Linked DNA regions of Mus musculus: all the other regions are linked to region 1. The links are chromatin loops, found by intact Hi-C in ENCODE. Cell type or tissue: left cerebral cortex. All regions are shown on one strand. Links, peaks and the distances in the headings refer to the core of each region. The heading gives the core; the rest is flanking DNA. Region 1 holds the start of Nr2e1 (nuclear receptor subfamily 2, group E, member 1). Region 2 has its middle 44 kb from the start of Ostm1. Region 3 overlaps Afg1l (AFG1 like ATPase).

Region 1 (10,033 bases), core at 622-8,621:
TGTTGTGCCTCCTGAGACTTAGGGACCCCAACCTATCCCTATACCTTTTCACCCAACACTGTCCCACCGAGTGTGGGGGCTTTGTGATGCCAAGCAAACAGGTTCACTTACACATCCCACTTATGTAAGCCCCACTAGAGCTAAGCTCACAGCGGGCTGGGTAGCTTTTGCTGCTGCTGCCTCCTCCTCCTCCTCCTCCTCCTCCTCCTCCTCCTCCTCCTCCTAGTTTGTTTTTCAAGACAGGGTTTATCTTCATAATGCTAGCTGTCCTGAAACTTGCTCTTTAGACTAGGCTGGCCTCCAATTCAGAGATCCACCTGCCTCAGCCTCCTGAGTGCTGGGATTAAAGGTGTGGGCCACCACAGCCCAGCAGGGCAGACACTTCTATTTGAGTGTTAGCGCAAGATGCAGTGAGACTCCAGAAGTCTCTCCTCTTTGACTCTAGAATTGAATTTCTTCTGCTCAGTGGGGTGTGTATGTGTGTGTAAGTACAGAGACAGGATTTATAACGGACAACTAACTCTCAGCAGCGCTGTCCTGCATTGTGCTAAGAAAAGTCTGCAGCTCAGTGTCCATTGTCTTCTGGAGGAGCTGGAATTGCTTTCTGGATTGTTCTCTGTGGTTTTTTGCTGAGTATGGTCAGCAGCCAAGCAATGTGTGAAGAGGCTCTTGGAAGAACTGAAGAATCAGAAGCAAGGCTGGTACTAGTTCTGCCACTTAGCAGAATCTTACTGGACCCCTATTACCTGTCATTACCTGTCGGGACTCTGCCCTATGATCCACCTACTGGGCAAGCCATAGCCAGGGGCTGTCTGGCAATACACTTAGAAGTAACTGAAAAGCGTGTTTCTCCCTCATGCAAACTAGCATGTAAAGAAAGAAGGGGCTGAGTTCCACAGCGAGCTTACTGCCTTCCCCTCCCCTCCCCTCCCTTCCCCTCCCCTCCCCTCCCCTCCACTCCCCTCCCCTCCCCTCCCCTCCGCTCTTTAGGTCTTTTCCATTTAGTAGCAAGGGAGAGAGGCAGGGAAAGGAGGCTATGGCATCCTTTGAGGGAAGCCAGTGAAGGGCAGAACAAGCATCACAAACAGTTGTCCCCCCTCACACACACCTCCCCGGGGACTTAGAAGGGTCCCCTCACCTGCCTCTCACACAGCCTGGTTAACATGAATTGAAGCACTGCTTTAAACTGTCTGGACAGAGGAAAGACCTGTAAGAACCGGTCTCAGAAGCTGCACAGAGTATGCACTCAGTCCAAGACCAACTTTCCAGGATCTGTGTGTAACCCACAATGCTGCTCACTGATCTGGGAACCTCTGTATACTTTCCAAGTGTCTCCTGCATTGACCTCAATCTAAAACATTTTAAAAATGCTGTTTTAGCCAGCACACACCTCTCAGTCCCAGCGCTCAGGAAACACAAGCAAGTGGATCTCTGTGAGAGGCCAGCATAGTCTACAGGGCAAGTTCTGGCACAGCCAAGGCTACACAGAGGAAACCCTGTCTCAAATTTTAAAACACTGTTTTATGTACATGGGTGTTTTGCATGTATACACATGTACATCACATGCAGGGCAGGTGTCCACGGAGGCCAGAAGAGGGCGTCAGATCTCCAGACTGTAGTGACAGATGGTTGCGAGCTTCCACTAGAGTTCAAGGATTCAAACTCAAGTCCTCTGCTACAGCAACAAGTACTCTTAAATGCAGAACCAAACTCTTAAATGCAGTGCCCCAAACCACTATTGCTATGTGTCCATACCCACTCCCAGTCTCTCTGAGTAAGGAAGGGGCCATACCATTAATCCACATCCCCAGGCCTCACATGTTGGGTGCTAATTATTGTTGCATGAATTTTCCCCCTGAATCAAAATGGAGTCATCCTTCAATGAAACGAACCTGGCTAGGGTTGCAGGCTTTAGCTGAGGTTGAGGCAGCAGACTCAGAAGAGGTGAGGGGGAAGTAGGCACCTTTAATCCCAGCACGCAGTGGGCAGAGGCAGGAGGATCTCTGTGGATAGGAAGAAGCCAGCCTGCTTTACTCCATAGTGAGTTCCTGGATAACCAGATACACAGGGGGACCATGTCATGAAAGCAAACAGACAAACAGTGCAGAGGACCTCTGGATTTGGCTTTTCCCTTTTGCCAACCTAAAAATGTATCTTTGTGTCTGTTAAAGATAGATGGCACTTGCTTTTATCAATTGTTCTCCTTAGGAGTCTCATAGGGAGAACTTTGGAAACTGGAATTAAACAAAGGCACAATTTTTTTTTTTTTTTTTTTTTTAGATAACAGTCTGAGGGTCAGAGAGGTCTAGTCGCTTGCCTAAGGTTACACAGCTAGATGGGCAGGATCTGATTTCCCATCTCCTGGTTGCCTCGCTGTGCCTCTGGTAGGCCCCTTGGGAAGTCTGCCAAGGACTTCTTTCTTTCCCACATTCTGTGGCACCTCCTATGAGGCGGGCAGCGTGTTGAGGCCAGTGGATGGGAAATGAAGTCAGTCTTTGCTCTGCTAAAGATTTTTCTTTGAGCCGTGTCCCAATTAGCTTCAGTTTTTCAAAGTTTCGAACCAGGGTCCCTGTGGCCTTCAGCTGGTTGGCTCGAGCAGAGGCCAGGCAGCCCTTGGGCTTCTCTGCGCATCTAGGGGCTGTAGAATCCTAAGCACGCCAGCCTATTCTGGAGCTAGTTGCTGCCTTTACCACCGAACCAATCATGCCAGAAAGTCATCACGATGATTTCAGAACTGTATTGTGAATTATGCAAAACGCGCGGATAATTACAGTCGGGCGCCCAGAATACAGAACGCATATGCTGCGGGGTGGGTAGCCCCTTGTGGCTTTTGCCAGAATTGGATCGTTCTCTCGGTGTGGAGTGGGGGTGGGGTGTGTGCACCCGTGTCTGTTTAGTGGGCTTCTTGGCACCTAGTTCGATTAAGAGTTAGTTAGTGGCTGGAGAAAGAACATTCCAATTTTGTTTGGGGGACAACTGTGTGAGTTTGGGAGTATTTTTCACAAGTTTTGGTGTCTGTAAATGAGTCAGCAGGCACTGCAGGAGGAGTCGAGAGTTGTTTGGAATCCAGAGCAGCCAAGTCCTTCTACCTTCCAGACTGGGCACCTGAAACATCCCTAGTTCTCTTCCTGTCCACAAATCCTTAAACTTCTCCCTGAAGACAAGTCCGTGTTTAGTTCCCACCACCACTTGCCCACATCTTTGCCCACGGCAAATTAGTTCCACTTGAAGTCCTTTGTCCTTGACCAAGCACCCCCCTTCTGCCTCCACATCGCGATGGTGGTGTCTGCCACAGCAGCATCAATTGGATCTCTGGCAAGAGTTAGACCCGAGGACCAAAAGCCGAGCCTGGCACCCTGTCTCTAAAACCCTAGCCGGAAATGCCTCTCCTCTCTTTGCACTGAGTTCGAGTTTGAGCTGTGCCGCGAGCAGGGCTCGCTGGCAGCCCAAGTTGACTGTCAAAAAAAAAATGTTAATTTTCCCTCCTTGTCATCTAAAAATCCCCAGCTTACCCTATACTCGCCCTTGTTTGAAAGACCATAAAGGAGAGGTGGTATGGGACACGATCACCCGCCTCTCGGTTGTTCCAAGTGGCCTGGCCCTAAGCCTGGTAGTTGCTGTGTGTGCTGCTCTTGGTTCCTTGCCTCCCAGGCTCGGGCAATCCGGGAAAAGTTGCTTTCACGTGCTGAGGCCTGAGACAGGAGCATACAGCCCTTTCGAGTTGGGACCCGGTCCTTGGATCTGCAGGGCCAGGCAGTCACACGGGAGACTCCAACAGGCACTGCGGCCAGGTGAGGAGGGAGCTGCGGGAAGGGTGGGCTAGCGACCAGGAGGAGCGCTGTCCACAGCTCGCCAGCCCCCAGCCTCCAATTCGGTCTGGAGAGCTGGAGGCGCGACCTCTGACCCCCGGCCGGGCCCACGCCCCGAGGAGAGGCTGGCAAGCTCTTGTTCGACAAGTTCAAGCGGCGGAGGGAGCTTAAATAGAATTAATCTCTTAGAGATCGGAGATCAAGGCTCCCTCGGCGCGCGCTGTCCCCGCGCCGCGCCACGACCAAGATGCCAGAGAGCTCTAGGATTTCGGGTAGGCGACCCGGCTGGGGAGGAAGGTGGCGGAGCTCTCCAGAGTCCCCAGGCCTGCAGGGGTAAGCCAGCGACGCCCGCTGGGGACCAACCGCAGGAGGGAAGGCTTTGAGGCTTTGCCTCTCAGCTGCTCAGTACACGCAATGGAGGCGAGAGGGACGCCGCCAGCTCCGGGTTGGCCGGTTTTGTTTGCAAGAAGCTGGCGAAGCCCTCCCCGCGGCGGTGCCCAAAGCCGTCACGCCGAGGCCGAGGGACCGCAAGATCCCAGCCCAGTCCCCAAGACCGCGCACCGCGACCTCAGCTCTGGCTTTCCATAGATAGTTGCAAAATGAATAAATTACTCACCTCGGGCCAGATCCAAGTTTTACCCAACAGAAGGGGCGCGAGACCAACAATGAACCAACTCACATGGCCATGTCCGGGCGCACACAATCATACACAGACACAGCTACCCAATATCTTCCACGAATCTATCTGTCTGGCATTCTGGAGAGAGGGGAAAAGCGTTTTGAGAGAGCCCCACCACCCCTCCCCTCCTCCCTTCCCGTGAAATATAAAAATTCATATTTTTTTTATTACAAGAGCGGCTCCGTCCTCACCATCACGCACGCACGGAGCCGCTTGCCCGTATTCACTCTCAACTCGTCAGCTCCGAGAGCGCTTGCATTTTCTTTGGAAGCCGCTTGGAGGTTCATTAATATCATTAGCATTTAACCCCCTCCCTCTTCCCATCTCCTCCCCGCACATGGCTGACGTCAGACCCCGCCAGGAGTTGGGGGAAAAGCTAAGTGGGCCAGGGACGCCCTATTCCCCTCCCCGCGGCTGCCTGTCAGAGCGCTACTGGAGATATTACCAGAGACCCGGCCCGCAGCGACAGGCACAAAGTCACAGGGTAATGAACTTCGGGGACCCTTCGCCGCTGCGTGCGCGGCTGTCCCCGGAAACTCGGATCTGGCCACCTCTCCCCTTGGAAGATCTCCCAGCAATCTAGTTTCCCCTCTCGGCGCCGGGGCTCCGGCAGCGAGGAGCTTAATCTGCCTCTGAGACTGCGGCTGTGATTTTCGCCTTTCCACAGAAGATCTGCAGTCTGCAGAGAGCTGCCCACTCTGCACGCCTGTGTGGAGGGAGAGATTGGAAGCAGTACCAAGCATGGGGAACGAGGGGAAGTTCGCCTTCGTTGCTCCGTAGGAAGACCATTTCCGTGTCTCCATCTCTGTCCTTCCATATTCCCCTCGCGCTGTCCTCCCTCTTCAGCCTGCCTGTCCATCTCTCCATCTGTCTGTTCAAGACTGTGTCCACATCAAGCCGCATCCCCAGCAGCTGCAGTTTTGCTAGAGCCGGGAAAGAAACTTAAGGATGCTTACATTTCCACTGTGGAACGAATTCTGAGCGCCGGGGAGAGCAGGGCAGCGCACAACCAATAGCCACCTGTCTGTCCCGCCCGGGAGCCTCGCAGGCTGGAGGGCGGCTGGAGAGCGGCGGCGGCCGGCGGCGACGTGGGCGCCGTGGGTCGGGAATCCGGCAGTGCCCACCAACCGCTGCGCCCCGGGACCGCCAGCATGAGCAAGCCCGCCGGATCAACAAGTGGGTACCGCTCGGGCAGCCGCGGGGTCCTGGCGCGTGGCCTGGGGAGGGCAGGCTGGGAGGCCGGGATGGTCCTTCTGAGAGCTCTGAATTTGAGCCCCAGAGTAATACTCTCTCGGGCTTGTATGTCCGTTGGCCTAGCTCTCTTAGACTGTTGCGTTGGAGCGTTTCGTGCAACTGGGAGAGCAATTTCGTTGCTTCTGGATGCTAGCTCTTCCGGGTCTCCCCGGTGTATCAGGAAGGTTGCGACCCGTGGCAGCCCACCGGTCCAGCCTGCTGTTTCTATTTAGCTGCAGGTGCCGAAGGTGGGAGGGGTGAGCCAGGGGCGGGAACTGGGCCGCAGCTCCAGGCGGCCGCACAATAACGCAGCCGCTCAAAAACTCAGAGCTTGCAGCGCGCAAAAGCAACTCTGCAAAAAGCGGATTTCGAATGGAATGCTTTGCACTCCGTTTCCAGCTATTTCAAATAATCCTGCAAAACCGGGAAGCAGAAACCATTTAAAAGTCACATTTTCCTTAATCCTAAATCCGCGTAGGTCATAACTGGGGAATGTAAAGTATGGCGAGCCAGTCTAGCAAAGAGAGGACCAAATCCCTAATCCCAAGGACTTTCGGAGCGGGAGCCCAGCACCGACAGGAGTCTGCGGCCTGCTCACTCCGGACGCTTCTTCTTCCAGCTTCCTCTCCCATAGACCGCACTGCTGCAACTGATCTCTGTTGACCTCCAAAGACAGGCAGAAGTGCAGGGCAGCTGGGCGTGTGCGAGCACAGAATCTGCAGACCCTCGGAGTGCGTAGGCCTGAGCCGGCGTGGTGGGCGCCTACGCGGTACAACGGTCTCCCCGGGGCTTTCCAGTTCCCGCCTTCCACAGGCCGGAGGCTGGGAGTTCTAGGGTCTGTGTATAGTGCGCACACCCTGAAACTCGCTAGCCACCGGTGTAGTCCCCCCCCCCCCCCATAACATTTTTGGCGCTCTCTGTGAGTTCCTTCCCGCCCCCTCCCCCTTCACTCGCCCTCATTGTCCAGGGTCTTTGAAAGTTGGAAGAGTCTTGGTTACTTCTGGGGACTGATAATGAAGTCTCACTTAGGATGGATGCAGTTCCCGCCTCCACCTCTCGCCCCCGTAAGAAGTGGCTTGTGTTTTCATTTTGTGCGCTTGTTTTGATTTGGGTGCTGAGTTTAAAAACTAGAGTAAAGTGAACGTCAAAAAAAAAAAAACGAAGGAAGGAAGGAAGGAAGGAAGGAAGGAAGAAAGAAAGAAAGAAAGAAAGAAAGAAAGAAAGAAAGAAAGAAAGAAAGAAAGAAAGAAAGAAAGAAAGAAAGGGAAAACGGTCAGAGATAGGGCCCAGGGAAGGAAACTTCACCACAGCTTCAGTGCACAACTGACACTTGGGCAGGACCACGGCTTCCATTAGCCTTGGCCTATCCTTGCCCTGGCTGTTCTGAGCTCTGGAAAGTAGTGCAGGCTCAGAAATAATAATAATAATAATAATAATAATAATAATAATAATAATAATAATAATAATTCTGGGTGAGTATCTTTCCCAAGAGAAACAGGAGACCCTTCCTGCTGCATTACAAACCTGCATGCCAGGCAACACCGAGGTTGAAGGGCCTGGGAGGCCTCCCTGGCACGTTCACCCTGGAACAGCCAAACCTGTCTCTTGAGATTTGAAGCTCGAAGCTTCCATGGAACTTGAAAAGTGGGTCCTCGGAGAAGAGGGAAGGGGTGGGTGCGAAGCTAGGCGTTCAGCTCAGCACCCCAGCCCTGTGAACAAGACAGATGCTGGCTGGCAGACTCTGGACTTGGGAGTCAGGGTGGGCACATGACGTGAGAAGGCAATTTCTGGGGAAAGTTGAGTTTTCTAGCTTATCAAGCCTTGGAGATTGCCCTTGAAGGCCTGGAGACTCCAGTCAGTGCCCGATGGCTTTGAAAATTTTGCTCTCTGGGTGAGGGAGCAGACCCTGCAAAAAGTGCCGCTTCATCCAGGTTTTCAGACCCAGGCTGTGGCCAGCGGAAATTCTGTGGCCCTGCGGTCCAGGCAGTGAGGGGGCTCTGAGAGCAGTGGGGCCAGTCTCGAGGCAGGGAGGGCTTCATCTTACTTGGCTGGCTGGAGAACAGAGCCTTGTTACCCGGATTCCCGCCTGGGTGGTACCAAGACCCTGACCAGTCACCCTTGCAGCCCAGACTAACTTCTTTCAACAGCCTCTGATGGTAATTACAGTAATCGAAGCTGCCATATATCTTTAGGCAATTATGACCCACAAAAAGCCCTGAGGGGACCCCCTGGGGAGGGAAGTTAAGAACCGTTTTCCAGCCTCAGGAAACTCGCTCGACTCACATCTGAGTTCGCTCGGCTTGCTAAAAGAGAAGAGCTACGCCGCAGTCAACCAGCTTGTCTGTGACCCCAAGTCACCTTAACGTGGCTGGTTGGTGGAGTCGGAGGCGTCGACCCTCTATGCCCTGGAATTTTCGCTTCCCTCCCTTCTGTGCCCCGCCCCAACCCAGCTCTCTCTCTGGCTCTCCTTTGCTTGGATGGGGAAGTCAGCCCTTAAGGCCGAGCAGCAAGCCCAAGTGGTGACAATCCGGCATCCTGACCAATGAGCCAGAAAAGGGTCATCCACCTTGAGCTCGTCTTCTCCAGAAATTAGTGACCGTAGGCTCCAATCTGGATGGGAAGCCTGGGTAAGCGGCCCGCCACTGCTTCCCCTTCGGGCTCACCCTCAGTGCTGCCGGGACGAGAAGGGCAGCTGGGGCGACAGTGCTCCTGAGCCCTTAATAGGGGGCCCCAAGCGACCCAGAGGGAGGAGAACTTTGGAAGATCTGAGCTCTGCGTTCTGTTTCCACAGGGAGTGCTGTGCAGCAGAGCTGGTGGCCGCGCAGTCCAGGCGCGACCGTGAGTTGTTTGGGGAGTAGTGACAGGCCCCAGGGGGTGAAGGACAAGAACTACACTTGATTCACCCCAGCCCCTCCCTTCCCCAACACAATCTCCGCTCTTGCCCTGCGGGAGAGGGGGCGCCGAGGCGGTGGCCGCAACGCCGAACGCCTCCCCCGCCAGCCTTTGTCGCCGTCCGAATTCCCATGCTACTCTTTTTGACGGGTCACTGGTGGCTCTATAGGCAGGTGCTGCGGCGGGGTTGTAATTACCCGGGCTGAGCCGGGTCCTTACCGACCTCCCCTTGCCGGGCCCCCCGCACTCCCCCCTCCACCTGAGGAAGAGGAGGCCAGAGCCCGGAGTGCAAGCCACCTCAGGCGCCTCGGGGTTCCCTCGCCTCGGGGCCTCCGCAGACAGCGCCCTCACCTCCCCAGCTCCGTTGGCTCAGCTTCCCACTGCTGCCTCTCCCGCCCCCAATCTGGGTGCTCCCGGAGCTGCTGTGGGGTTCCCACGAGGCCGGAGATAGCCTGGTCCGGAGTTGGAATGCCTTTGACCCGGAGTGATGGGAAAATCAGGTGTTAATTGTTGTTGACTGTATTTTTTTAATGATAATGTTAACACGTTTTATAAATATTCCCATTGTTTACGGAAATGTGTCCTCGTCAGTAGCTTGATTCAGGCACTTGTTGGACTCACGCCTGAGAGAAAACACGCACCCCTTCTTAGTGCCCTCTTCCCAAAGGCCGCCAGGCTTGGAGAGCCCATGCAAAGTTCTCCTGCGTGGGTAGCAATCCCAGACAAATTAGAGCCAGTCAAAAGAAAAAAACAAAAAACAAAAACAACTCCCCTTTCCTCCAGCAGCAGAAAAAAAAAAATGCAGAAGATGCCACCACCACGAAGTGGTGAAGGGAAGAGACCGATGTTTCGGCGGAAAGGACTTGGGGGTAAAGGGGGAGAGGTGACTACCTCTGTCTACCCCAACTAGAAAGCCACCATTTGGCTATCTCTGCTCTTGCTCACACCGGTTACTTCCCTCCCCCTCAACTTTTTTTCTGAAAGAAATAATTTCTCAAACTCGCAGCACTAAGCATTTTTCCATAGGTAAAAAGAAAGTTGGGCAATTACCACTACCCTTATTATCATTAATAATCTGAGTATTAGCATCACAATAATAATCCTAATAATAACAAGCGCCCGGCTCAGCTCAGAGAAAGCTCGATTGCCTTCCAGCTGCCAACCCGGTTCCAGTCGTGTTTGTTTTTCTTCTTTTTCCCTTTTACATTTCAAGTTTGTCTCCTTGCGCGCTCACTAACAACTTTTTTTTCCCCCTGTTAAATGCAAGAGCAGAGGAGGGAGGCAGCCAAACTTTCGGCGGAGCAGAAAGGCAGCGGCGGGCCGAGCTGCTGCCCGGGCCTGCTGTAATCTTTTATTCCAAAATGGGTCTCGGCGATTAGAGGAGACCCAAATACATGTAGCGGTGCATGAATAATGCTTA
Region 2 (10,033 bases), core at 991-8,990, 51 kb before region 1:
AATGTGAGTCACAGAACAAGTAGAGGTCAGAGAATGACTTCCCTTCCCAGGGCCTGCTGAACTCAGGTTATAAAGTCAATGTGGCCAGTGCCTTTGCCCACTGAGTCCTCTCAGCGGCCCATGACTTGTGCACCTTTTAAAATGTTTTGATGGTGTACTCTGTTTTGTACTATTTAGACTCAGTTCAAATTGGAAAAGAGGGGGCTGGTGAGATGGCTCAGTGAGTAAGAGCACTGACTGCTCTTCTGAAGGTCCTGAGTTCAAATCCCAGCAACCACATGGTGACTCACAACCACCCGTAATGACGCCCTGTATTCTGAAGTCAGATACAGTGTACTTATGTATAATAATAAATAAATCTTTGGGCCTGAACGAGCGGAGCAGACCAGAGCAAGCGGGGCCGCGGGATTGACCAGAGTGAGCAGAGGTCCTAAAAATTCAATTCCCAACAACCACATGAAGGCTCACAACCATCTGTACAGCTACAGTGTACTCACATAGATAGATAGATAGATAGATAGATAGATAGATAGATAGATAGATAGATAGATAGATAAAATTTTTTTAAGCTGGAAAAGAAACCAATCACTTTTGAAACTTGCCAGAGAGGAGCTAGCTGCAGTTGCGCATACCTGTAATCCAAGCTCTTGGAAGGTAGGAGAGTCAGGCGTTTAAGGTTATCCTAGATACATAGCTAGCTTAAGGCCAGCATAGGGGCCATGGGCAGCCTCTTAGGTTAGGTGGCTGTGGAAACAGAGGCAGGTGATCACTGGGGCTCACTGGATAGCTGGCCTAACCTACTTAACCAGGGCCGTGGCGGCTCAGATGAGAGTGTTTCTCGCAGGCTCGCACATTTGAGTAGACTGTCCCCAGTTGGTGGAGCTGTTTGGGAAGGTTTGGAAGGTGTAGTCTTGGTGGAGGAGGTGTGTCACTGAGCAAGCTTTTAAGTTTCCAAAGTCCACACCATTCTCAGCTGATTCTCTCTGCTTCATGTCTGTGGACTGAGATGTAATTCAGTTGCTGGTCTAGTGTCATGCCTGCCTGTGGCTATGTTCCCTGTCACAAGGATCATAGACTCTAACCAACCTCTTGAAACTGTAAGCCCCAAATAACCTCTTTCTTCTATAACCGTCCCTGATCTTAACACAGCAATAGAAAAGCAACTGGCTCTTGGGAACCCAGTTTGTTCTCTGGACTACAGACAGAGGATGGACAGACAAAAGTAGACACACACACACACACACACACACACACACACACACACACACACGGTGGGGGTTGTCAAGGAAGAGCTAGCTGTGGTAGCTCACGCCAGTGACCTGTTCAAGGCCAACCTGGGCTACACAGACTAGGCCAGCTAGGACTACATAGTGAGACCCTATCTCAAAAAATAAAATGAGGCCTGGCATAGCCGTGCACAACTTTAGTCCCAGCACTCTGGAGGAAGAGGCAGGGTGAACTCTATGGGTTCAAAACCAGCCTGGTCTACATAGTGTGTTACAGGTCAACCAGGTCTACATAGTCAGATCTCAAAACAAAAATAAATAAAATAAAATAGAGCAAGGAAATAAATGTCACCCCTTGCCCTTCCTTGATTAGCCTGAAGTGCCTTCTCTGGGTCAACAGTGACAAGGTAATCAGTGAGGAGCTAGCTTTATCTCCTGGTTAATTGTTCGGCCCTGGGCATGAACAGAGGCACGAAGGGCTCCTCTCCTCCACGTCTTCCTCATGCTTATACTCAGACTCAGACCCGTACCCTGATCCTCCTTAAGCAAATCAATACCAGAGGAGCGAGGCTTCCATTCAAAGCGGCAATCTCCTTAGTAAATTGAGGTTTTGCCTTAGTCTATCCCCTGGGCTGGATTTGTATCTCATTTGGTAGAATGTTTGCCTGGCACGCACAAAAGCCATCCTCGGCAACAGCGTGAGTCTGCCGATAGCCTCATGCATGAGACCCATTTCAAAGGTGGGAAGGGGTGCCATCACCTACTGAAGACAGAGATATCAAAATGATAGAGGGAGAGGCCTGTTTAGAAGAAAACCAAGGAAGATTCTGGACTTTGGATGCTCTCTGGAGCAGTCAAGCAAAAGGTGGGGTCAACCAACAAAAACCTTCATCAGTTTTCTGTAACTACTGAGCTGTTGAGGGATAAGACAGCCTGACCCCACATTAGCCAGACCGCAGGGCTGAGGGAGGACCCCGGGGCCTAAGAGGACTGTGCCTGGTCAGCATTTGCCCCTGCGCTCTCCACCTGAAAGCCACCTCCGGGATGCCACCTCCATTTCACTGTCTCACATAGTACTTTTCCTTAAGTAGCCTCTCCTCTACCCACGATGGCGACGAAATTCTTGTCCTTAAATTCTTGAACTTCCATTTTCTTCCACCAGGGGTCGCGTTCTTTCTTTTTCAGAGGCGAATACAGATCCCACTTTGGAAGCGATCTTAGCCCACGATATCCCTTTCTGGAGGTGTCAGAGATGGTGTGAGAGTCCGAGTTTGGTGAGTGGAGAAGGAGGGTCGACAAAAGGGAAGTTGGCCCCGGCCTGTGTCACCGACAACGCCAGTTCCCTACACATATAAGATGTTTGGATTGGATCAAGTCGTTTGTATTGAATTAAGTCAACCTGGTTGGGCATATCAGGAAACCTTATTATCCAACGCAAAGCGAATACCTTGGACTGGGGACGAGGGCAGGGGGACAGGATTCTTATAGAAAGCCTAATAGTTCAGCCCACTTCAGTCTAGACTAGGGGAGGGGAGGAACTGGCCTTTCATGGGTCAAACCAAGGCCATTGGGTGAGAAAGTGGTGGTGTCTAGCGGAACCGGAACTCCTCGGGTTTAGACCATTTCCATCCGACGTGGCCTCGGGTCACCGCACCAACGGATGGCTGCCCTGGATGCGTGCAACTACATCCTGCTTCACTGAGGACCCAGGACCAGTAACCCCTCCTCAGAAGTCTTTCTTCTTCCTGTGTGTCTCTTCGCATTTGAATCCCTCTGGCCGCCAACCAAGAGAGGCGCCCAAATGTAAAAGTCAAGTCGAATTAAAAGCGTGTTCCGGTTTGTGCGTTCCCAACGCCCCCCACCCCTTTAAATTGTGTTTCAAAACAACACGGTGACTTTTGGACAAGCTTTTTCTGTTTCCCCCACACCACAATGGAAATGCGATGAATGCTACTGGTGAAATATTTGCTTGTGTCAAATTCAGTCCCGAAGTGCTGGCTTGGGCCAGCACTGGTGCTCTGCTTTGTGTTATGTTCACGGAGAAGATATTAATTAAAAGAAATACATGATTAAAAAGTAATGAGTTGAATAAAAATTATCTCAGCTCATTTTCTGATTATGTTAATTGTTAAAAACCCTTCAATCACGCCGTTGCAGTCAATGGGCTTTAATGTGAAATTAGTGGGCTCTTGATAACTTACAGTCCAGAATAATCCTGCCGGTTTAGTCATCATTCCTAATAACAAGGATGTTGCTAAGAACAGAAATTTTACATGATTTTTGAAACATTCAGCCCTTCCCCCATGTGTCATTTAAAAAAAAAAAAAAAAAGGCCTAGCTCGCTCGCGATTTCCAACTCTTCCCTTGGCGCCTCGACCACGGCCTTGGCGAGGATTGGAGTTTGCGTGGCTGTCCTCTCCGAGCGCCCAGTCTTCACCACGCGTCGGCAGGTTGCTGGCCGTGGGTTCCCGCGCAACTTCCCCGCCCCGCGGGGTCGCAGCGCCAGCGTGCTCCAGGAGATGTGCTGGGGGTGGCGGGGGTCGGGGGAGGGGGGGGGGACGCCCAGCGAGGAATCTGCAAACCCGAGGCGGAGTAGGTGGTAAGCTGAGGGCAAGAGTGGGGAGCTCGGGCCCGGCGGAGGAGCGTAGACAGCAGGGTGGGCCCCCTGGGCTACTGCTCGCCCCGCAGCAAGTCCCTCGGAGTCCAGGGCTGTGCGCACGCCTCTCCCCCCCCCCCCGCCCTCCATCCCCCACCCCGCTAGACCTTTTGGGTTCTGAGTGCTAGGGATCTCGAGACGCCATCGGAAGTCCAGACCGGTTCAGCCAAAGTGGAAAAAAAAGTCCCTGATCTCCGAAGAGTGGCCTATGGTCCCTAGTGCCTGGTGCAGAATAGCCTCTAAAAGAAAGCTAGTGAGAACCGCCCAGGACTGATGAGTTGAGACCGCCTGTGTTCTCCGCAACCTCTGGCCCTTCGCAAACGCCCCGAAACCAAATTCCCAGTGTATGTTTGCGCTCTGGGGGAACGGGGGTGGGGGTGGGGGTGGTGGAGGGTAGTATGCGGGTGGAGCGACATTCCCTATCCCCTTGGGCCCTCACAGGTCTTTCAGTGAGCAAAGAAGGAAGACTGTTTTAGCCAAAACCAGGTTGCTGGGGGAGGGGGGGGGGGAACACAGACCAAGCCGCTCAAATTGGGCCTGATGGAGTCCGGAATCTTGAGACTTGCTAACGCTAGTGAGTTGAGCTCCGAGACTCAACTCACTAGCACCTGGTACCAGACAACTAGAAACCCCAAAACATCGTCCAGTCACCTTCAGGTTCTAGCCAACAGCCCACCCACCAACTCGAGGAGAAAGTACCGTCTGCAGACTTAAAAGAGATTCCGCCCCCTCTCCTCCCAGAAGTGGTAGGATAGTCAAGTTGATCCGCCTGCTTGAAATTGTACATACACGCTCCCCGACACTGTGTACAGCTTTGAGTAGGGCTTCCACCAGCATACCACCTCCTCCCAGAATGAGACTGTATCTCAAAGCTTTCACCTCTAATACCATTTGGGACCGGGCGGGGGTGGGGATGGGGGGGAGGTTCGTGCTTTTAAATTTGTTTTTCTGTTTCTCTGAATACTTCAAAGGGGCAATTTTCTTTATAAAGCTTTAATAAAATATCTTTTTTATCCTTTCAAGCCCAAACAGCATGGACTCTTCCCTGGGGCTGGGGCGGAGGGTGGGGGGTGGGGTGTCAGGGACTGGCTGGGACTGGTCCCCAGACTCTTTCCCCTTGTCCTACTCTGTATTTGCATCCGCCTTTATCCTAAGGATCATTTTAATAAATAACAATGAACAGGAATGGCATCTAGAGGGCTTGTCGGCAACATTTAAAAGCCAATAGAGTTTATAATTCTACTCTATCATTTCTTATTGATTAGAGTAATCAAGATAAAAAGCTAGCCGGGCTGGGAGAAGTTCAGCAGCATATCATTAAAGATAAGAGTCAGTTAATTCTGGAGCTGGGGTAATGTGGCTGAAATGAGAAGCTCATTTGCATGAGATGCTGAGCCCAGTAACAAGGGGACAAAAATCACTAATTAGGACTGCAGAGTGTCGCCCTCTCCGCAAGCACCCTTTCCAGACCACGGACCAAGTGTAGGTTCGTTTGTGAGAGTCTGGGTAGGATTGAATGTCCTTTGTAGGTATCAGCCAGGCTCACTCCACCTTCCTCCTTACTCAGCACGGCAGGGATGGGGATCCTTGGGGGTTTATCTTCTACTCTCTGCATCTCAGACCTTCATTCCTGCGTCCACTGGAGGGCATCCTGTCCACCTCCCTTAAAGGGTCATTTGGCCAGTATTTGGTGCCTATGTGAGCTGGCCTACCACATAGGTCTTGGTGTGATCTCTGATCTGGTCTGAGGAGCTCCTGAACAGGCCCGACTCTACCAGTCTAGCAGGTGAAGAGACTGAGCACAGAAGGCCCTCAGAGAAGTTCCAGGCACTCGCCCCAGTGGGGAACCCCAGAGGAGGTCTAGATCCCTCAGCCAAAGCCCAAAGACACTCAGTCTGGACACCCTGGGGACCATAATGCACAGCTAGTGTTGCAGTAGTGTACAGGCTCAGCGTGTATGTGTGTGTGTGTGTGTGTGTGTGTGTGTGTGCGCGCGCGCGCGCGTGCGTGTGTATACTCGTGCAGATGAGGCCAGCTCTTGTGTAGTATGTTTAGAAGTTTGTTACCGCATGAACAGGTTTTTCTGAATATATGATATGAATAGGCTGTGCTTGGGAGTGATGTATGTAACTTAAACACATGTAATGTGGTGGGTGTGGGAAGTGACAGGTCCGAGCGGTTCCCCAGATGAATAAGGCTTCAGGCATCAAGGGCGGGTTTGGTTGACTAGGGTGACCCCAAACACTGAGCGGCAACTCCAGCTGCAGCCGTACCTCTCAGACTCCTCCAGGTCCAGCTAAGAGAAGAGGAAGTGCCCTCCACCCGGGAGCTTCTGGGAAAGGCAGAGTAACCTTTAGGCTGCAGGAGGTTCCTTGCACCTACTGAGAAACTGAAAGTAAAGTTTGGGCACTCCAAAAACCAAAAGACTTTTCTCTGCACCCACAAGGTGCGGTCAGACCCAGGCCCTTTGAGCTTTTCGCCTCCTTCCTAGGCCAGCTACCCAAGGTGATACTGGTCATGGTCCTCGCACCTTGATCTGGGAGCTCTTTGGAGCTGTTAAAGCGATCCCTCCCGAGATGCTCTGGCCGCGCCTGGGCTGGAACCCGCTTGACCTCGGCCATTTGAGAACTTTGTCCCCAGCCCAGCCCCAGCAATGGGCGCCTAGGCCAGTGTTGAGTACTGTAGGTGTCGGCGTGGGAAATGGCCGTGTTGGCTTACTCCCTCAGGTCTGGCCTGAGCTGCCCTGACACCGGCCAGGACCCGGGGACCAGCAGCGCGTGCACAGAGCACATGCGCCCTTGAGGGGGACAGTCGCCAAGCCGGCCCTAGCGGGAGGGGCGGGAGAGTTGTGTATCCTTGGCTTCCACACTCCCCCCACCCCGCTCTGCAAGGGTTTTCTTTTTTTTTTTTCTTTTTTTTTTTTTGTATCTGTGCACAGTTGGGGGCTCCCTCGCCAGCCACCCCTGGGCCTCCCCATACAGAATAAAGTCAGTCTGTATTTAATGGTCATGGCGGATGTGAGGGGGATTTGGCAGAAGCAGAGGAGAGGCCTTTCGCTCTCAAACATCTCTCCTGACGTCGTGTGAGTCTACCAACCCACCACGACCCCATATTCTTCTGCGGGTGTCTGACTCGAATGACAAGCGAGCTGATTTTTTCAGTACATAGCTGGGAAATGTACTGAGTGATAATAGAGATTTCTCTTTCATTTTTTACGCTTGACTTGGTTATTGTTGCTTTTCTTTTCCCGTGATTCCTTCTGAGGATTAGCTCTGACTTCCCCACTATTGGCGGTCAAAGTGGCCCCGACTCGGGATGACAATTGACGGGGATCAAGGGATTGCCCATTCTGTGCCTGTAAGAACGGATTCGCCAGAGAAACTCATCAAGTGGAGTCGGAGAATAAAGACCGTTCGGGGGTAAATGTATTCATTGAGAAGGGCTCTCCCAAATTGCTTCTAAGTTTTTTTAATGAAAAGTAACGATTGCAGCAATCAGCGGCTTTTTGGCGGATTACAAATCTGGAGGGAGCTGCGGCGCTGCATTGAAAAGTACCCCCGCCTTCGCACGGGGCAGGCAGTTCACAGGAGCGGCCGGAGGGGCGGGGGTCCGGTTGCAAGACAAAGGCGAAGAGTGTGGGGCGGCGCGGAGGCGGGGTGGGGGGGGACTCGGGGCGCTAGGGAGCTCCCCAGAGGAGCGGGGCGCCGAGGTGTCCCGCCAGAGCAGGCGAGGGACTGAGCCCCCACAGTCTTAAACCAGGATCAGGGAGCAGGAGAGGGTGGCTAGGGAGACCCACCGCGGCACCACCACTTTTGGGTGATTTCAGGCCTGTGGAACCCAGAAGGTATTTTGAGGAGCCAGGTCATCTCAGAGATAGGGGCACGGGAGGGAGGACACAACTGAGGTACCACCTAGCCACCCTAACCCTCACCCCTGGCCTTTGCACGCACCGACAGTTTGTTCTAAGCATGCCACATTTTTGCACAGTGGGAACGCGCTCTTCCACACTCAGGGGTCTTCTCTGGGTAAGGCAGAGAGAAGGAGGGAAAGCGGCGTCCTCCTTCCCCTGGACAGCAACAAAATATCTCCAGGCCGCATCGGACCGAGCCAAACGCTTCTAAAGGGCGCGCGCAAACGCCCTCTGCCATTGCGGGAGTCCACCCACGGGCAAAGCATTTCCCACAGAGCATTAGCAAACACCTTCCCCCTCGCCCTCCCTGAGCCCCACAACGGAGGATGTCGCCCCAGAAAAAAAAAAACGAGAAAGGAGCACAAACAGGGGTGCGAGAACAACCCGCTGTTCCCATAGCCTCGTGGGATCTGCTAAAATGAAAATTCAGGTATTTTTTAAAATAAAATATCTCAGTCGAGGGGTGGAAGGTATGTTTATCATTCCAGCTTTTTAAAAAACAAAAAACAAAAACAACAACAACATCAAAAAATCCAACTCTCTGGAGGAGAGAAGCAGCGAGCCTGGGGGGGGGGGGCGCAGGAGGAAGAGGGCCCCTCTCCTGGGCCCTCCTCAAGTGCAAGAAGAAACCCAGCAAGGCAGGTCCGCACTGATGGTTTAACTTTTTTCTTTGCAGCTTGTCAATGCGACCATTGCTTTGATGGGACGCTTCTCAAGGTACACATTTCTGAACTTCACCCTCTTTTCAAACTAACTCCCTACCTCCTTGTTAGTGGCCAGCTCTGAACTTCTGCAGAGTGTTTTTGTGTGAGTCGGGGCTCATTCACGCTGCCTTTGTAGGCCCCTTCTCTTTCAGGCCTCGGCGTGTTACACCAATTAAAGGGCGACGTGCTGTAAATGTAATGGGCCGCGCTGCGATTGTTCCTGACAGGCAACAAAACACGTAGATCCACCCCTTAGATTAGGCCGCTGAAGGGGAGGTTGAGGCCGGTCAGTTTACTGAATAGTTTGTGAACTGTAATTCTGAGGGCTCGTGTGAAAAAAAAAAAATGCTCCTACCCACCTCCCTAGACTCTCTTCTCCCCAGCAGCTCGAAGAAAGAAAGGAACAAGAAGAAAAAGTGACATCCATGGGGCAGAATGGGGTCACTAGAGGGAAAAAAAAAACCCGCATGAGGGGCTTGTTCTGACACTTGGGCAATCCAAAGAGAGCCCGCAGCTCTTCCCCTCCCCCACTCTCTGAAAGCATCCCTCCTGGCCTTCCCCACTGCTGGCCACTCCAGCCTTCTCCCCTGCAGTGGGTACTTGAAGTCAGGCTAGAAGTGAGGTCAGATTGTCCTGTAATATTGCAGAGGGATTTGACCTGGCCTTGGTAGGCCACCAATGCCTCCCTGGACGGCACTGAACCTTTAGCCCTTGGCTTCTAGTCCCCCCCAACACACACACACACACAACACCCCACACACACATCCAGGTTCTGAAGAGCCCCTATCTGCCCACCCTAGCAGCTGCCTGGGCTATCTCCTAGGAGTTCCTCCTCTCTAGGTGTGCTGCTCTCTAAGCACCTGAACTTCAAGGAATAAAGTATTTCACAAATTCTGAAGCCCAGAGAAGCAACTTGAGCCAGGTTCCCAAGGAAAATCTCTTCACTCCAGCAGATCATGTCCTCCCAGTTTCTGGGACTGTCTGTCTGTCTGTCTGTTTTTCTGTCTGTTTTTCTGTCTGTCTCTTCTAATTAAGAAAAATGTTTTTGTTACACATATGTATCAGTTTGTGTGTGTGTGTGTGTGTGTGTGTGTGTGTGTGCGCGCGCACTTGTAAGAGTGTATGTGTAGGTCAGAGGACAACTTGCAGGAGTCGGCTCTCTCCTCCCACCAATCAGACCTAGGGATCAAACTCTGGGTTGTCAGGCCTGGCAGCAAGTGCATCTACCCATTGAGCTTCCCTGCAGGCTCCTGTTCTTTATTGCCCTAGGTAAGCTCAGCTCTAAGGGCTTAGAAGGGTTCCTGCACACCGGGGAGTCAGTTCTCTCCTTCCACCACGAAGGTCCTAGGGACTGGAACTCCAGTTGTCAGGCATCCCTACCCACTGAGCAATCTAATCTTACCAGCCCATTTCCCCATTCCTACGAAACTTCCCCAGCTACTCCTCGAAGCGCATCCCCAACTCTTGTCTGTCAATTTCCACCCTAACTCCACTGCCCTGCTTTCCCAAGAGACACTTTCCTGAAGCCATCCCAGGG
Region 3 (10,033 bases), core at 1,391-9,390, 170 kb after region 1:
ACTTGAGTTTGCTCCCAGCACCCGGGTGGTTGTCCTCTGACATCCACATATATACCTGCACACGCACGCAAACATAATAAAAAAATACACAAAGAAAGAAACATAAATTTAAAAAGAGCTGTTACCTTTAACTTTAAAAATATGATGTTAGCTGGGCGTGGTGGCGCACGCCTTTAATCCCAGCACTCAGGAGACAGAGGCAGGCGGATTTCTGAGTTTGAGGCCAGCCTAGTCTACAAAGTGAGTTCCAGGGCAGCCAGGGCTATACAGAGAAACCCTGTCTCAGAAAAAAAAAAAATGAAGTTAAAAACATTCAGAGAGGTAATTGTCGTGTTCCTATGGATGAGAGCTTTGGAAAGGCAACACTAAGGAAACTCAGGGGCCACTGCACTGTGGATGTGCGAAGCACTCGGTCCTGAAAAGCCTCCATAGCTAGTAGGCCTGATGCACCCATTAGGCCCAGTGAGCACAGTGTCTGAGCCTATGACACCTTTGGGAACTTGAAGATGTTTTAACTTTGTTCCTTTTAAAATTCAAAGACTGAAATAAATATGTTGTAGTGAACAAAGTCTGCGTGTATTTATATCATATTATATTTATTTCATTTCATAAAAATGAAATGTGTTTGCCTACATGAGTTTATATGTACCATGTGTTTATAGAAGGCCACCAAGGCCAGAGGACACCAGATCCTTGGAAACTAGAGTTATAGGCAGTTGTAAGAGCCCGTTAGGAGTGATGAGCGATGACTTAAGCCCTCTGTAAGACTATTAAGCATTCCTAACCACCAAGCCATCTCCTCAGCTCCCTGAATCTTATAGTATGTGTATATGTATGTATGTATGTGTATATATATGTGTGTGTGTGTATATGTATGTATGTATGTATGTGTATATGTGTGTGTGTGTGTGTGTGTATGTATGTATGTGTATATATATGTGTGTGTGTGTATGTATGTATGTATGAATTTTTATTTTAGTTGTATGAGTAGTTTGCCTGCTGGTATGTCTGTGCACCATGTGTGTACATTGTTCACAGAAGCCAGAAGAGAGCAGAGAGCATCATATCATCTGGAACAGGAATTACAGGCTGTTGTGAACTGCCATGTGGGTGTGGGAATCAAACTGGGTTCTTTGGAAGAGCAACTAGTGCTCATAACCACTGAGCCATCTCTCCAGCCCTGTATCTAGTTTTTTTTTTTTTTTTTTGTTGTTGTTGTTTTCAAAACAGGGTTTCTCTGTGTAGCCCTGGCTGTCCTGGAACTCACTTTGTTGACCAGGCTGGTCTCGAACTCAGAAATCCACCTGCCTCTGCCTTCCGAGTACTGGGATTAAAGGCGTGCGCTGCCACGCCTGGCTAGCTGAAGACTTCTTGAAATTGAAAACACATTCACAATTCCTTTGCATTTCTGTGGTGACATTTTTTTTTTTTAAAGATTTATAGCTGTCTTCAGAAACCCCAGCCGGTGCTCAACCATTGAGCTATCCCTTCAGCCTCCCCTGCTGTTTTTTTAAAAAAGATTTATTTTTATTTTAAGTGAATGAGTGTTTGCCTGCATGCATTTAAGTCCACTGCATGTGTGCCTGGTGCTTGCAGAGGGTACCAGGTTTCCTGGAACTGCAGTTATGGATGGTTGTAAGCTGCCGCATGGATGGTAGGAACTAAACCTGGTCTCTGCAAGAGCAGCAACTGCTCTTCGTTGAGCGTCAATCCAGCCCCTCGTCCACGGCTTTAAATGCGCTCACATTCTTTTCTTTGCCTAGTTGAACCTAGCTTTTATCTCTTACATCTGCCTCTGTTTTTTTTTTTTTTTGCTGATTTCTCACTATAAACCCGGCATCAAACAATAACCGTGCCACAGTTGAATGCTAGGCTGGGTTAACTTTTTTCCCTACAACAAATTAAACGCCCACTGGCTTTGAAGTCAGCCTCACTTCAATATGAACATTTCAGGACATGAGCAGATCATATTGCATTCTTGCCAGACTCTAACACAAACAGCCTCTAGCTCATTTCCCACATGGGGTCCTTTTTGCCTAAACCTCATGAACAGTCCTTACTGTCCATGTTTTGTCGTCCTGGTCTTCCAGAACCCCACCAGAATGGCCCAGTAAGCTTTGCTTACAGCAGTCCCTAATAAACATTACTACCTTTGTGTCTAGCACCTCTCAAGCAAAATCAGTATTGTTGATCCCCAAAACTTAAACTTCAGCCCACATTTTCTCCTGTCAATGTCTTGAATTTTCTGATAATTTTTAATTGTTAATAGATGCAAATGGTATCTTATTGATTTATATTATTTGTGCATCAATATAAATTTTCTCAATTGTTTACTTACTAGTTAAATTAGTCTTTTATGAAATGTTTGAGGTATTGCTTATTTATTTATTGGGATGTTACATTCAATCTGTCATATATAGTCTTTATCTTTTTGTTGTTGTTTTTAGGGGTGCTAGAGATGGTCAGTAAGGCCTCTTGCATGCTAGACAACTCCGCCACAGGCTGCGTCTCAGCTCCTTATGTATGTCCCATACTGTTGGGTACTGTTGGGTGATGTTTACTGGGTGTTTTCTATGTGCTTATGTGTTTTTGTTGTTTGTTTTTGTTTTGTTGTGACAAGGCCTCTCTATGTAGCTCTGACTCTTCTGGAACTTGTTTTGTAGACCAGGCTGGCTTCAAACTCACACAGATCTATTTGCCTCTGCCTCCTGAATGCAGGGATTCAAAGTATGCTCCATCCTGTCTGGCCTCTATGATCATCATCATCTTCTTCCTCCTCCTCCTCCTCCTCCTCCTCCTCTTCTTCTCCTTCTTCTCCTTCTTCTTCCTCTTCCCCTTCTTCTTTTTCTCCTCCTCCTCCTTCTCCTCCTTCTAAACAAAAGCTTTATTTTAGTTTTAATTGTATACATGTATGCACATAAATTGGTTGACTGTAAGAAGGAATCATGGATCCCCTGGAGCTGGAGTTATAGGCAGCTATGAGCTTCCTTGCCTGGGTTCTGGGAACTGAGCTGGGGTCCTCTAGATTAACAAGAATTACTCTTAACTGCCAATCCTAATGCCTATGTATTGTACGTGATATCTATCCTTCCGTTTACAATCAAGAGTCTATATAGCAATGTGTTACTACTATGGAGTGTATATAACATATATATATATATATATTAACCCTAGCTAATGTTTCTTGAGACTTTAACATATGTCTTACTAAAGCTTTACAACTAAGTATTGTTGCTGCTTTCATTATATCGATGAGGAAATGGCCAGAGAGGTGATGTGACAAATTGATGGGCATAGAGGTAATGCAGCTTAAATCCAGCATCCTTGCCCCGACTTGGAGCAGCTAAGTTATGTATTTTCCTTAGTATACAAAGTCTTGTATCATGTGTTTAAATATCTCGTAAGGCGTGGTTTTGGTCGATGTTTTAATTTAGTCAGCCTTAAACCTAGTATGACACTTGCTGGATTTATTAAGAGAGAATTTTTTGGAGCTTTATTCTTAGTGCCAGTGTATCTGCAGCTGCTACTTCCCTCTTAAAACTGAACCCTGTCATTCATTAGTGTTGCTGGTTTCGGTCCTTGTGATTGGCCTTTGGGGTGGAGGGAATGAATGTGGTGCCTATTTTATAAGGAGATAAATGGAAATTATTGCTGCTTAGAAGCAAGGGCCCGTCTACCTGTGCTCCTGAATTTAAGGAGGGTTTAAGGTGCTGTCTCAGCAGGATTTAGCTCAGATTTTGCAGTGCAAATTCTCTCGTCGTCATCCTTACCAAGTGTGACATGCAGACATGCTGCTTAGCTTGGCTGAGGGATGTGTCTGCATAGGCTTTATTTTTTTCTTTTCCTTAAGTGTGTTTTAGATGCTGAAATAAAAGAATACCCTGTTCTTAAGATTTTCTTTCAAATATTTATTGTATTGTCTTTGAATATGTTACCTGTTAAACCACTTACTTAGTCTTTGAATACGCTAAACTGCTTATGATTCTGAGGACTTCAGATTCCTGAGGGAAGACATGCCTTCCTAATGTAGTATTTTTTAAAAAGCATTTTGATGAGCAGACCTCTGTGTAAATTCTCCGTAAAGTATCAATATCCTTCAACAGATGCTGTTAGCCATTTTTTTTTTACAAAGCAGGAGTGCATTAAAAACTGCTAATAAAAAGTAGGTGCTTGTTTTTGTGCTAATACTAATTACTGATAATGCATGCTTATGTTTGTCAGTCACTCCGTGGCGTGGTACCAATCAGTGGGTGACTGAGACGCAAGCACTTACACATGGAAATGAGTTACTTTTTTTTTTTTTTAAGTGCGTCAGGATGGAAGGCAACTCTAGGTCATGAAGATCTCTTCTCTGTAATGCAATGTCCCCACTCTCTGCTCGCAGACTACCCTTATTGGTAATCTGTAGCCTTGTCTTTTGTTCCGGATGGTAATGAAATGCTGGGCGCTGAACACCCCAGCTCTCCAAGAATGTGGGGCCAATTGTCTTCTGTTCACTTACACTGTAAAATTACTGTTCCCCAGCAAGGCGGGACAAGTGCAGGGCCAGGATCAAAGAGTCTACACTGGCATCCAGCTGCACTGGGTGACTCCTGCTTTATTAATTAGTCATAGCGCCTCCAAGTTAATTTTCTCAGCTAGCACAATAACACCCTATAATGTAAAAACAGCTAAGTGGAACTCGACCACAAACCCTGACTGTCTGTCTGTTTCATCCATTTCTGGTTTAAGCTTTTGTAACGTGTAACCAGCCGAATATTCTGCTCTGAACCTCGGGGCACAAAAGCTGTTTTTCCTTTTTTTGTTCCAAAAAGCACTGTGGACGTCGTCAAAGGACGGCCTTTGTTTTCCAATATTGAGTCACATTTCATTGATTTTCACTGTAAACTAAATGTATGGAGAAAGCTAGACCTGGCTTCAAAACGGAATTTAAAAGTTCATTCAGTTCCTGCTGAATTTTGCAAGCTCGTTCTGTCCCCTCATCAGAAATGCCACTGGTGTTTAAGCATTTGAAAAGGACCTTCTCTATGAATGTTTTTGTGAGAGCAAAATTTGTCCGTGATCCTGAGCTCCCACTGAGCCCCTTAGTCTCTTTCTTCTTCAGAGAGCACTTGAAGTTCCAGGAAGGCATTTCCAGCAGTTTCTCTTAGGTTATATGTTTTAAAGTCATTGCTTGAGACAAAAAGAACCCCTGCTGTCTCACTGTCCCTCCAGGTTTCCTTTGGTTCAGGTAGGTGGAAAAATCTTCACCATCAGGAAGGTCCTGGGCAGGAAGAGAGAAGCAGGCTAGGCTTGTGCAGCTCAGGTTTGAGGGGCTGTGTTACATGGGGTCAGTTGGTAACCTGTCGTTTCCTGATCAAATAGGGAGATTCCCATGTGTTTCTGTATCCTGTACCAGGGAGTAATTTAAAAAGGCGAGGCGTTAGTAAGTAGTACACGTGAGGCAAGTGTAACGAGCGGGTTCTTGAGATGTGCTGGTAAAGAAAGTCCAAGTACTGCTCTCCCGAGTATCTAAGGACCATTCAGCAGCCGCAGCGGTCAGCCTGTCTTCATCCAGCGTTAGGCTGTGTGTAGAGTTTGCCCCCTGATTGCTGATTTCTTTGTGAACTGTGACAGCCTCTTTTAAAAGTGGCCGATAAGTGGACTTTTTGATTATGGATTTGAAGAAGAAATAATTTTAGAGGAGACGAGTAGCTGTGTTTCTGTTGTCTCACGTAGTTTCGCCTGCCCTCTTTTATGCCTTGTTTAATCTGCATGATGCGTTCCTTGTTTTGCCAGAGGCTGTTTTAAAGCACTGTACCAAGCATCCTGGTTAGGGATGGATTTATTTCTATTTTTTTTTCTTTTTTTCTTTAGCAGGAATATTTGTGTTTGGAAGGTTAGCAGAGGCTGGCATGCTGGAAGTGACTGCAGTGCCTTTGGATTATTCATGGACAGTAATAGAAGGCACTTAAAAAGAACAATGAAATTGCTTATTTCTGTGATGGGCCATCTGTTGAATTGTTTTGTGCAACAATTGCACAATAGTATCTATGTCATATCATTCTATTTTCAACAGCAGCTGATTATGTCTCACTGGCTACTTGTCCTTATTTCTGAAGTCCCATGACCATTAAAAGTCACCTTTCCAGGGACCTTTGCCAGAAAGGTATTAGGAATTGCAAATATCCTGTATATTTTAACGTTGTTATTCTTACTCCCTTGCCTCTGTGTGTGTGTGTGTGTGTGTGTGTGTGTGTGTGTGTGTGTGTGTTGGAAGGGGGTGGTAGGATTAGGAGAGAGTTGCTCATGCTCTAATTAATTGGATTTCCTAAATGCTCCGGATACTTTCCTATGTTTCCTACGTGTGCTTGATGAAGAAGTTAGCATAGAACCACTTGATAATCTGGGTGGAATGATTGACTTGTAGCACAGGATGTGTGAGTTTAAAAGACTGTTCGATGGCCTTTCATGCTTTTAATTATCTACTTTTTCTCTCAGGACGATAATTAGAATTTTTTCTCTCGGAATTCACTTCCGTCTTACCAAAAAAAAAAAAAAAAAAAAAAAAGAGGAGCCATTAGCAAATTTGTTAGAGCAGAAGTGAAATGGAAATAAAACAAATGTGTTGTCGTCCACAGGTCACTGACATCGCCGACGCCATGATTCTGAAACAGCTTTTTGAAAATCTGTTCAAAAACGGGGTCGTCGTTGTGGCAACATCCAACAGACCACCGGAAGGTAACGGAACATAGTGAGCGCTCCCCATCCAATTAGATGGAGACTTAGGGAGCTTTCAAAAGCTCACATTTCTGTAGTAATTTTCTTGGGCTTGTAGATCTGCTGCTTTCGCCTACCCTTGGTGTTAGACCAGGCTCAATCTGAAAAATTAGTCGGGATTCACATTTAAAAATATTTCTGTTTTTTGTTTGTTTGTTTTTTTTTTTTTTAAGCAAGCTGAGCCTAGTTGATTCCCATGTTGGGTATGGTTCCCCCAACACTAGACATGTGATGCGTACATATAAAAACATAAGTCTTTTCATCTGCTTTTTATGCCATAAAAGAAAGCCCAATGAAATGAAAAACTCTTAATTAAATTTTAGAAAAAGATGAAACCCACTCTCATGAGTAGTTTTTTTTTTTCTACTTCACTTAATTTATCATTTCTAAAAAGGCACTTGTGGCTTATTAGGAAAGCATTTAAGAATTAAAATACAAGTACTGGTTAGACAAATGTAACACATTTCAAATCTTGTATTTTCTTTTTATAGCTCATCATGTGGTCAGTTAAAGGTGAGGATTCCAAAATAATGTTTCACAGGGGACGGTCAGATCTGCTCAGAAGTACCTTTCCAGAGGGCCCTAGGCCTGTCTGCCGATTGCACAGCCCCGCCCTCTTACCCCGTGGCACTACTGTTTGCCCTTCTCTCTCTCCTCACATGGCTCGTATGTCCCACCATAGTTGATTTCTTTATTGTCTTTTCCACTCATTGTCTGTCCAGAAGCTTTGTGAGAGCACTGATCAATTGGCATCTTTTATCTCCGTGTGTGGGTGTGAGTGTGTTCTCTCAGAGTGCCTAACACATGGATGGATCTCAGTAAGCGGCCTCAGATTGAATGTAGAATGTCTGCATTTCTGCAAGATTCTCTGGCTGCAGTGCAGAATGGATTGCAGGGCTGAGTGTTTGAGACTGGGAGTAAGGACTGAGGAGTCTGTCACAGCACTCAGAGGAGACGGAGCTGTGGTAAGAAATGCTCAGGTGCTGTTTCTATTATAGGCCAAGCCAACAGGGCTTACTGATGGACTGGTTCATAGGGAATAAAAACACGGCAACCAAGCAAGCAGTCTACCACTGGGCTATCTTCTCGTCCTTCAAGAGTGTGGGAAAGGGCTGGAGGGTGGCTCAGAGGTTGATAGTACTTACTGACTGCTCTTCTAGAAGTTCTGAGTTCAATCCCTAGCAACCACATGGTGGCTCAGAACCATCTGTAATGGGATCCGATGCCCGCTTCTGGTGTGCATGAAGACAGCTATGGTGTACTCATAAAAATAAATCTTAAAAAAAAAGTGCGAGAAACTCTGCTAATTAAGGTTGAAGTCTACCATTGACAGGTAGCCTTCTGGGACTTGGCAAATAATGGAGGACTTCTTGTTAACAGGTTTCTCCTTCTCTGACCCTGTCTGGGGGGTTCTAAGCCCCCACACTCACCTCTACCTAAGGAATATCACATAGCCTCAATTAGTTTATAGGATTAATTTCTTTTCTCCTGACAAACCTGTTCAGCCAGCGCCTGGGATTCCTGAAATGCTTCCCCATGCTAATGACCTATGACCATTGCCCATCTTGGATGTCCCTACCCTCAGTTCCCCAAAGCCTTGAATCACCCTAAGATAAGTTGATCTGTCTACTGACAATCAGTCCCGTGTGGTCATTCGCCATACCTACTCACAGGGCTTCTGAACCCCTCTCCTCCACACTCAGTGTCACTGTTCCCTCTGCCCATGTGCACTGAAGGGTTGACAGTCCACGGGGGCAGGGAGACTCACACAGGAGCTTCTTTAAAAAAGAAAATTACTGTTTGGGCATCTCAGGGAGGCAGAGGCAGGGGGATTTCTGTAAGTTCAAGGCCAGCCTACTCTATATACAGACTTCCAGACTAGCCAAGGCAACCTGGTGAGACCCTGTCTTAAAAAAAAAAAAAAAAAAGAAAGGGGGGCATTGATTGCTGTGATAGTTTGGGTGATAATGCCGGTTGCACAGCCCCGGCTTGCATATTTGGATGTTTGTTTCAGAGTTAAAGGATTACAGGGTGTGGCCTTGTTGAAGGAGGTGTGCCACTGTGGGTGGGCTTTGAGGTTTCCAAAGCCCACACTAGACCCAGAGTCTCTCTTTTTCTCCCCATTGCCTATAGTTCAGGATTTAAAACTCTCAGCTACTGCTCCAGCACTACGCATGTCTGCATGTTACCACCCTTCCTGCCATGCAATGGACTAAGCCTCTGAAACTCTAAGCAAGCCCCCAGATGAATGCTTTCCCTTACAAGAGTTGCCTTGGTCATGGTGTCTCTCCACAGCAGTAGACCAGTCACTAAAACAAGAGTAATAGAGGAAGACAAATGATACAAATGTATGTATTTTAGTGCACACCCCCTCCCCCACATGCATATGCAGGTAACACCATACACATACAAATACTAGATTGTTCAGCTAAGTGAGACTGATGTCTGCCTCTACTATGACTGATCTAACAGTGCTGTCAGGATCATCTTTGCACAGCGATAATGCTATGCTCATAAGTAGCAAGGTGCTAGAACAATCTAGGAAGTTCTAGCAAGATTGCTGAAGGAAGGCAGTGCTTGGAATTGTGGCAAAGCAAGGCAGGCAGTCACAGGGAGAGGCTGAGGGAGGCATGAACAGGGTCCCTGGGCTGTCAGGTAGTGTGCTGAACGTGAGCTGGAATTGCTCTTCTGAGAAGACCCAAAGGGAATTCAAGATGCAGAGTTGCAGCAGTTGAACTCTAGTCAACTGACAGCCCGTTTCTCCATAGCTCTAGAATCTCTCCACTGGCAGAAGAAAGTCATCTTAATAGGCTATCTATCCATCCATCCATCTATCCATCCATAATCCATCATCCATCCATCCATCCATCCACCCGTCTGCTTGCCCGTCCATCCGTCTGTCCATCTGTCTGCCTGTCGGTCTGTCTGTAGATAAGGTGTCACTATGTAGTTTTGGCTAGCCTGAAACAACTTACTACCTAGCTCAAGCTTGCTTTTCTTCCTTCCTTCCTTCCTTCCTTCCTTCCTTCCTTCCTTCCTTCCTTCCTTCCTTCCTTCCTTCCTTTCTCTCTCTCTCTCTCTCTCTCTCTCTCTCTCTCTCTCTCTCTCTCTTTCTTTCTTCCATGACAGGGCCTCTGGCTCTCCTGGAACTCACTCTATAGATCAGGCTAGTCTCTGCATCCCAGTGCTGGGGTTAATGATGTGTACCACCACCTCCTAGCTCTGGGCTGGCTTCCAACTTGTGGTCTTCTTGTCTCTGCTTCTGAGTGCTGGG

The links. Hi-C counts contacts between places; a loop is a spot of excess contacts. Peaks named below come from ENCODE experiments on the same cell type or tissue, not always from the same donor. Only the 100,000 strongest peaks of a DNase experiment are listed, where the experiment ranks them.
Region 2: it touches region 1 in a loop (4-fold over the local background); 18 of 42 quality-filtered maps call a loop at or near these places.
Region 3: a loop joins it to region 1, with 2.7 times the contacts of the local background. A loop is called at or near these places in 4 of 42 quality-filtered maps.

The regions. Positions count from the first base shown.
Region 1 is chr10:42,578,513-42,588,545 of GRCm38, reverse strand. Nr2e1 (nuclear receptor subfamily 2, group E, member 1) reads left to right here and starts at 4,956. Exons shown (of 9, transcript NM_152229.3): 1 at 4,956-5,664. The coding sequence starts at 5,640. It overlaps Gm38491 (predicted gene, 38491), which reads right to left and starts at 4,754. Exons shown (of 2, transcript NR_169130.1): 1 at 4,680-4,754; 2 at 2,723-4,566. In left cerebral cortex, for the core only: a CTCF peak has its summit at 4,751; DNase peaks (open chromatin) are centred at 5,116, 5,371, 6,047, 8,494 and 4 more places; H3K4me3 peaks cover 4,444 bases; H3K27ac peaks cover 1,441 bases.
Region 2 is chr10:42,629,788-42,639,820 of GRCm38, reverse strand. No RefSeq gene overlaps it. Among named protein-coding and RNA genes, the nearest start is that of Ostm1, 44 kb to the left of the region's middle. In left cerebral cortex, for the core only: a CTCF peak has its summit at 2,376; DNase peaks (open chromatin) are centred at 7,031, 7,104, 7,167, 8,649 and 2 more places; H3K4me3 peaks cover 1,602 bases.
Region 3 is chr10:42,412,236-42,422,268 of GRCm38, reverse strand. It overlaps Afg1l (AFG1 like ATPase), which reads left to right. Exons shown (of 13, transcript NM_145743.2): 6 at 6,621-6,720. Among named protein-coding and RNA genes, the nearest start is that of Afg1l, 61 kb to the left of the region's middle. In left cerebral cortex, for the core only: no CTCF peak of the experiment used is centred there; a DNase peak (open chromatin) is centred at 4,473; H3K27ac peaks cover 1,025 bases.